Regions from separate parts of the Mus musculus genome. Here region 2 is linked to region 1. A link is a loop called in an ENCODE intact Hi-C map of the cell type or tissue named here. Cell type or tissue: left cerebral cortex. All regions are shown on one strand.

Region 1 (4,000 bases):
TCTCTTCCTTTTGTCTTTCTTGGGTCCCTGACTCCTTCTCGTCCTGGGTCCACTAATATCTATACTTCTCATAATAATGATGCCTCCTTGTCTCTTCAGCTTCCTTCGGGATAGAATTAGTGAAATTACCCACCAGTCAGTAAAACAGAAACTTCTGACAGAATGTCCCCAGCTCTCCTACCATCACAGACCTAAACACACACACACACACACACACACACACACACACACACACACACCAATTTTGACTGACAATCCAGCCTTTCTGAAAACCCAACAACATTGTCTTGCCCAGCTCAACGAAGCTAGAGATTATTGATGTCCCTTATCCTCAACAAAAGGCTGGAATGTTAGGTACCCACCCCCAAAATGTCAGTCTGGGCTCAGCTCAGGATGGACTCTGACCAGGCAAACAGAAGGATTGCTACTGAAGGTCAGCATTCCTAGAAACCTTGTAAAGTGGGCTTCTGTTTCCCAGGAAAAGCCATTCCTTTCTTATCTGTCCCCTCCCGCCCCCTCCAGCTCCCTACCTCCAGAAAAGGCGTCCAGTTCCCTATTAACCCAAATAAGCCTGCAACAGATGAAAGCCCCAACTCCTCCCCTCACAGTTCCAGCTAGCAGGCTCCCCCCTGGCAGCTACCTGTGCCCTTTAAAACTGGCAGAGCTCCCATGCCCCTTGGCTCTCCTCTCTGTCCCGGGGAGAGATAGCCTTGACAGATATTCATTATTAGCTCTTTCTTTCCACCAAGGAGTGTCCTGGTTTCGTGGTTTTACTACGATCTCACACCCATCTTTAGCCAGACACACTTTACCATCTGTAAGGCCGAGCTTCTTCTTGAAGAGCTCTTCATGAGTCCAGAGGACCACACACCATCTCAGCAGACCCCCCCCCCTACACTGAGAAGATGGATAAGAACCACCACTAAGTGATAAACAATGCAAAGGCCCAAAGGCCCAAAGGTCACAGAGCTATGGATGGCCCAGGAAGAGACAAATCTACTGTTTGCTTCCTACTTTATTTCTGGATTAGGGTTCAAACCATACAAGATTGATAGAAAACTCCCAGGGAATGGCTGAGCTGACCGGGTACCAGCTCAGTCAGGCCAGGGGCAGAGTGGATGATGGTACCAGAGCATTTAGGAGAAACTCCAGCAAAAGAGGACAGCTGTGTCAGTTCTAAATATTTATTTCTATTTATTTTGTAGCACTGGACATTGATTGGAGCTAGAGCCTCAAACTTGTTAGCCAGCATTTTGCCATTGGAAAATTACTTTGAAGCTAATGTTTCCATTTATTTATTATTGGTGTGGGGAGACATATGTAGAGGTTAGACCTAAGACACAGCAGCAAACTCTCTTCTTCCACCACGGAGTCTTTACCTGCTGAGCCATCTCCTCAGCTGCCCCCCTGCCCGCTTTTGGAGACAGAGTTTCTCATGCAGTTGTCCAGCCTGCTCTTAAGCTCAGAGGAGCCGAGGCAAGCCTTGTGGTCGTTTCTCCTCACCCTCTCCAGCAGTTGGAGTTTACAAGCTGGTACTACCAGGTCTGGCATATTATGCTTAGTACCATATTGTACAAAATTATCTCATGTCCAGATAAAATCAATTGGATCTGGTGGGGAGACGGGAAGCAGGGTCTTTCTTTTTCAAAAGGTCAGGGTTAAATTGGAGTCTGTATTTTCCAAGACATGTTCTCCAGCAACCACCAGCGAGCCACCCAGGACACAAGCAGCGTTATCCCCAGGTCTTCTTAAGTGGGGATGAACAAACGGATGTGCTTCTGACCTCCAGCTTGCCCTGTGACCCCGGCACAGAGTTCTGTCCTGCTGGAAGGGGTGTGGTTAGAAACCAGTTTGGGTTCTTTCAGGTGAGAGCTCAGGTGAGAGGGTTGTGGGCACATGACTCAGGAGGACTGCTGCTTGCCACAGGACTTTTGACTCAGAGGATTGAGAAAGAGGCAATGCACCAGCACCCGAGCTGCAGGGCTGGAGCTGGAGCTGGCTCCGGCTCAGTGGCAGCCCTCCAGGTCTCCCCTGCCCACGCTGAGCAGGTCCTGGGCTCAGGCGTTCTCACCTCCTCGGCTGAACTCAAGCTGCTGAGGCTCAGCCGGCCTCAGCACAGCCATCCGTTCCTTGAGGACGGAGGAGGACAGGATTTGCAGACAGCCAGAGCCCCACTCCTCAGCTGAGCCTCACCCACTTCCCCTGCAGGCTCTGGGGCCTCTGCCCTGCATCTCTCTGGACTGAGCTTGTTGAACGTTACTGCTGGCTCACACTTCCCCAGCTTAAGAGTGAGTTTGACCCTGGAGGGAATTGGACCCAAAAGCTGCATTCATTTTAATAAGCAGTGACAAGCTCTGGGACAGGAGAGGCGAGAAAGCCACACTTGCAGTGAAGATGACCAGGATCCACACCTTCCCGCTCCCCATGTGCTATCTTCTCCTGTGAGTCACCTCCCAAGTCACCCACGCACACAAGCTGCTCCACCCACACAAGCTGCTCCACCCACACAAGCTGCTCCACCCGCAAACCCCAGGGGTCCTAACTGGTCCCTTTGCTTTGCTTTTATTCCTTTGTAGTTTTGTTTGTTGCTTTGTTTGTGAAAGGGTTGGCCTTGTATTTTCTATGCAGCCCAGGCTGGCCTTGAACTCCTAATCATCTTTCCTCCACCTCCCCAGTACTGAGATCCTGGGGATGTGTTCACCAGCACTGGATCTGATTTACCAAAGACCTAAGTACTAGGGACTAGTCAAGGAGTTTTCTCCCCAGTATTTTCTGGATATGCTGAGCGGTCCTGGATTTTTGCTACTGTTAGCACTCCATTTGGCAAATGAGGTAGATGGGACTGCCACAGATAGTCACTATCTATAAGGTAGATGAGGCTGGCCCCAGTATGTCAATATCTATGAGTGGTGGAGTTAAGTGTGAGGCCAGGGCTACTGGGAGTCCTATATCTAACATTACAAGGCAGCCAGGCTACCACCCAGGATGTAAGAGGCACCTTTCACCCCAAGATGCAGAGGGTAAACAAACTCATGCTCAGAACTCCCCTTTCCTTTACATATGTGGTGTTGCTGGGCCATGCTGGGTCCCTCTGCTGCTGCCGCTGCTACAAACATTCTGATGATCCATACAGACAATTGTGTAAAGTTTGTTCACAGGGCCAGGAGAGTGTCTCATATGCAGGACATCTGCACTAAACATAAGCTAACATTGAATGGATGATGAAGATCTTTAGACAAATACATGCCAGGCAGACAAGAGCAAATCCTAACGGAGGGAACTGAGCCAGATGTGACAAGGAGTTTGGAAGGCTGCAGTCACATGGGGATAGGAAAGCTTTTCTGTGGGGGAGGAGGTGGTATTTGGTCTGCACGCTGGGCCCAGGTGGGTTTCAGAGCATGGTTTGATGCTGAAGCATATGGTTTCAGCCCAGAGAGAAGAGAGCTGCCGGTAACAGATGGGCAAAAGTTCCCACAGCGGTACTGAGGTGTGGATTCAGAGGGACGTACAGCAAACCACAGGACTGCAGGAGGAGAGAGTGGTGTGGAGTGAAACCCTAATTCCCAGGTTCTGTGAACGGAGTCTCTACAGATGACCAAGTTTAAATGAGGTCATTAGGTCAGGGACTAATCTGCTATGACTGTGTCCTTGTGAAAAGGAAGGCGAATGGACAGACAGACAGACCACACACAGCACACAAGTGAGGGTGAAGGTAGAGCTCTGTTTGATAGCCAAAGTGCGTGAAAGTGCTGGGCCTTTCATGAGAACCATGCAACTGAGTTAGATCCTAGCCTCTGAGAGGAACCCACTGACTTGTCAGCCATCTCTGTCTCCAGTGCCTCCAGAAGTCCTGTGAGACTGTGTGCTTCTGTTGATCAAGCCACACTCTCGGTCATAAGTCACAGTAAACAGAAGTGCTCCTGCCTGTCAGGGGGCCGCTTAGCCTAGAAGCAGCTCTCCCCAGGTGCTATGGCAGAGTGCCTGTCCTCCACTGCAAGTG
Region 2 (4,000 bases), 110 kb before region 1:
CATTTTCCCCTCCTACAAAAACAAAAGTTGAAGCTAATCAGTTATCTGGTTATCCAAACCGCAGGAATGCCCAATGCTTGCTATTTTATTTCAAGGTTAAAGGCCACCTTATTACCAGTAAGGGAATTAAGACGAATGTCTTAAAATGTAATTTGACTTAAACTACTTCCAGGTTAAAGTGGTATCTAGTTACCTAAAGTCTGAAATTGGTAACTTCATCACATACGGTGGAGATTGAGTAAAATAAGTGGACACACACAAATACAGCCAGGCATGGTGGGATACATGTATAATCTCAGGAATGTGGAGGCCAAGAAGTTGGAAGTTGCATCTCAAAATGCAAAACACACAAAGCAACCAAAGAGGAAAAAAATATTTTATTTTGGTCAAGTCTCAATCTCTTAATATCTATGATTTTTATCAGATTTATTAAACACAATGCTTTTCTGTACCATAAGGGACCAGACAGGCATAAAATATGTTCTTGGGATATGCAAAAACAAACAAACAAAAAACCCCGAGTACAAGTTGGTTTTAATTTAATTAAAACATGATTTGATAACCGATCATGCTCTGTGTGCAACACCTTCGACCTAATGTCTCACATTAAAAGTTCCATGACCTGAATTTCAAAAGAATCACCAACCATCTCTACTTTCCTCTTAAAAAGAACTTCCAAATTCTTCTGGTTAAAGTAGAGGTTGCAAAAATTATGAAAAGCCTCATAAAGTGGGGGAGCCTGGAATATAAGGCTCCAGGCCAACTCTGGCTATATAACTAGTTCAGGGCCAGCCTGAACTCATAAAGACAAAGCAAAAACCTAATACATAAATAAAATGGCAATGATAATCTTAACGCTTTTCTAAAAATGCCTATCTTCCTGCTGAGTGTGGGAAAACAAGACACGGTTCTTGAAACATCACTAACAATGTAATTGCATAATCGTTCGCGCCTTTATGTAAGCTGCAATGGATGAAGACTGTAAGTGTAAAAAGCCTATAGTCACCAACTCAAAGAAAGAGGGGTGGGAAAAAAGGCAGCCAGGGGTGAAGAATGTGAGCCGGGAGGGGAAGCCGGGAGGGAGCGAAGAGCTGGTGCGAGGCAGGAAAGGGAAGCCGGGTGGAGGCAGAAGCGAGGCGGGGCGGGGCGGGGCGGGGCGCGGGAGGCCGGCGGGGGAGATCCTCGCTGGCGGGGACCGACCGATGGGGCCGCCCTAACCTCAATGAGGCTGGCGGGTGAGTCACCGGGAACACTGCCCGCCGCGCGCACGTCCCCGCGCCCCGCCCCTGCCATTGGCCGGCCGGCCCGCGGCCCGCGTCCGGATTGGCTGGGCGGGCAGGGTGGGGGCGCGAGGAGGAGGGGGCGAGGCATGTGAACAAAGCGTGATCAGCGACTGCTCCGGGCGGCGCAGGAAACGTGAACTGGGAATTGCCGCGCCGTCACCTTTCCCCTACTTCCTGAGCACGGGCCCCCGCCCCCGCTCGGCCGGGGAGGGGCCGCGGGCGCCGCCGCCAACCGCTCGCCAGTGCGCGCCGGGCGGCGCGAGGGCTGGGCGGTGTCGGCTCCCGAGTCGCCCGCCCCTTCCACCTCCTCCGAGCCGCGGTTCCCTTAGGAACCGACAGCAGGGCCGGGCCTCGTTCCCGCCCCTGGCGGAGGCCGGGGCTGGGTCACTCGGGGACGAGAAGCTCCCCGGGTGCACCCGTTCGCCGCCCATCCCTGGCCTCCGCCTCGGCTGCGGGAGGTGGGGCCGGGTCCCCGCGGAAGCCCGACCGCCGCCCTCCTCCTGCTCGCCGCCTCCGGGGAGCGGCCGGAGCCTGGGGCACTCCGCCCACTCGGCCCGCGGGACCTCAGCCTACCCGCATCTGCAGCATTCGTCCGACTGCTGTTTCCGGCAGCCTGAGCCCCCGCAAGCAGTCTCTGCAGGCTCCCAGACGTGCGGCGCCCACAGCACGGGCTCCAGGCGCGCGGCCCCACGGTTCCCGCCTCGACACGCGGCCCCCGCGTCTCGCGGTCCCGACTCCCCCGCCAAGCTGTCGGGCTCCAAGGCAGGACCCTGCCCCCTGCCAAGAGTAATCTATAGGCAGCCACCTGCCTCCGCCTCGGATGGGGAGTCCCCTCCCGACGTCTGCGGGGGCGCCGCGGCTCCCCTGGCGGCCGCAGAGTCCGCGTGCCTTCCATACCCCGCGCGAAGCCGGCCATCCCCTCCCCCAGCCCCGGGCTAGCCCAGCCCCGCGGTCTCCACCTGGCAGGGTTTCCCCCTCCCCCGAAGAGCAGGCGCCCTCCTCTCGGCTAGGCAGACCGTGAGTAGTCCTTGTCACCCCGGGTCGCATTCCTGGTGCAGACAGGGGCATCTCCCGCCAGAGCCAGGTGCAGGGCGCCCCCTCCATCTAAACCGCGCTTCCAGGGAGACAGCCCCTCCAGCTCACTCGTCTCCTGGGGTCTCCCTGAGAGTCCTCCTTGTCTCCTGGATACCCAGGATCGCTCTCCCCTGGTCCAGGTCCCAGGCTTCTTCCGACCCTTTTTTTTTTTTTTTTTTTTTTTTTTTTTTTTTGCACATGCCCTCGATGATATTCCAGCCTGCAGGGAGGAAATCCCTTGCAAGACCCCGCTGCAGCCTGGGTTCTCAGGCGTGGCTTATTTAGGGGCTCATGCTTCGCGCTCCGGCTGGCTCCCCTACACTGACCGGCAGGAAAGGACCAGCATCCTCAGGTAACTTACCGAAGCTTGCTGGAGAGAAGCGCCGAAGTTGAGCATGGTTGGCTGCCTGGCCGCAGGTCGCGAGCTGCCTGGCTGCTGGCTGCTTAGTTAGCCACAGACGGGAGCACTGAGACACTAGACGTCGACGCCACCGCGCTCCGCGCTGTCTGCCCCCCTCCCCGTGCAGGTAGCCGCTCTGCCTGCCCCGCGCCGCGGGCGGGGTAGAGGGCGGGGCCTAGTGTCGACCAATCAGCGGCAAAGGTGTGTGAGGCCTCAGCCAATGAGCTGGCAGAGCCACGCGTGATCAGCGGCTGCCCGGCTGCAAGAGGCTCTGTCAGTGGAGCGTGTACACAACCCGAGGCACCGTGTTCCCTCGGTCCAGCCCCGGGGAACTCCGGGGACCACCTGACTCCGTGACGCCCCTCGCCCAACCCTAGCCTTCAGTCCTCCGCCCATGCCCGGGGGCGGCGCCGGCGGCGGGGCATAGCTGGGAGGCGCGGTGGCGGCGACTAGGCTTTGCGGAGAGCCGGCCCCACGTGGGGGGTGGGAAGGGAAGCCCGCTCCGCCCAGTCCCCTTCGCGCCCACAGCGTCTGGGCCCGCCAGGGAGTGGGCGGGACCCCGAGCAGGAGGCGGAGGCGGAGGCTGCGAGCGCGGCTCCGAGCCACCAGACGTTCTTTGGCAGCGTGGTTCTCGTGGGTCTTGCGTGGAAGCAAGGGATGGATGAACCACTGAGCGGCATTTCTGAGCATTTGCCGGGTTTTGTCACTCTAAGCCGGAGGACTGGGGAGAACCAGGGCGAGATGGTGGCGGCGGGAGCCCTGTCACGGAACAGACACCTGCTCGCACTCACCGCCCACGCCCAAGGCGGCAGGCGCTGGCTCGTCCTCCCATCTGCAGCACAGGCACTAGCAGCAGGGCCCGCCTCTGCGCGTCCCTCCCGTCCTTCTGGGCGGTTGGAGTGGGGACTAAGGGAAGCCGGTACCAAAGAGCTAGTGGCGTGGCAGGGAGCCCCAGACCCGACGCTCGGTGGCAGAATCGAGTTTGAGTTTGATGTAGTTGAAGTTTAAAATACAATGTTCGAGCTATTTCCAAGGTGGACTCCACTTCCCCCACCCGCGGGACCACAGTCTTCGCCGACGCCCTACCAAGAAACCGCTTGAGGGGATGGGGTGAGGAAAGCATGCTTGCAGGTGGGATTCCTGACCCGGTCAAACATCGAGTTCCTGTCCCTGCCCCCTCCACCGCTCCAGGGATTGAGGGCAAGCTGAGCTTCTTAGGGAAGCCAGCTTGTGGGTGCAGCAG

Evidence for each region. Peaks named below come from ENCODE experiments on the same cell type or tissue, not always from the same donor. Only the 100,000 strongest peaks of a DNase experiment are listed, where the experiment ranks them.
Region 2: it touches region 1 in a loop (6-fold over the local background); 3 of 42 quality-filtered maps call a loop at or near these places.

Annotation. Positions count from the first base shown.
Region 1 is chr15:38,404,301-38,408,300 of GRCm38, forward strand. It overlaps Gm41307 (a long non-coding RNA gene), which reads right to left and starts at 350. Exons shown (of 2, transcript XR_875181.2): 1 at 1-350. In left cerebral cortex, no CTCF peak of the experiment used is centred here; DNase peaks (open chromatin) are centred at 2,052, 2,398 and 3,388; H3K27ac peaks cover 355 bases.
Region 2 is chr15:38,297,841-38,301,840 of GRCm38, forward strand. Klf10 (Kruppel-like factor 10) reads right to left here and starts at 2,871. Exons shown (of 4, transcript NM_013692.3): 1 at 2,719-2,871; 2 at 1-12. The coding sequence starts at 2,754. Gm35248 (a long non-coding RNA gene) reads left to right here and starts at 907. Exons shown (of 3, transcript XR_001781645.2): 1 at 907-981. In left cerebral cortex, a CTCF peak has its summit at 2,128; DNase peaks (open chromatin) are centred at 992, 1,413, 1,972, 2,946 and 2 more places; H3K4me3 peaks cover 3,667 bases; H3K27ac peaks cover 3,599 bases.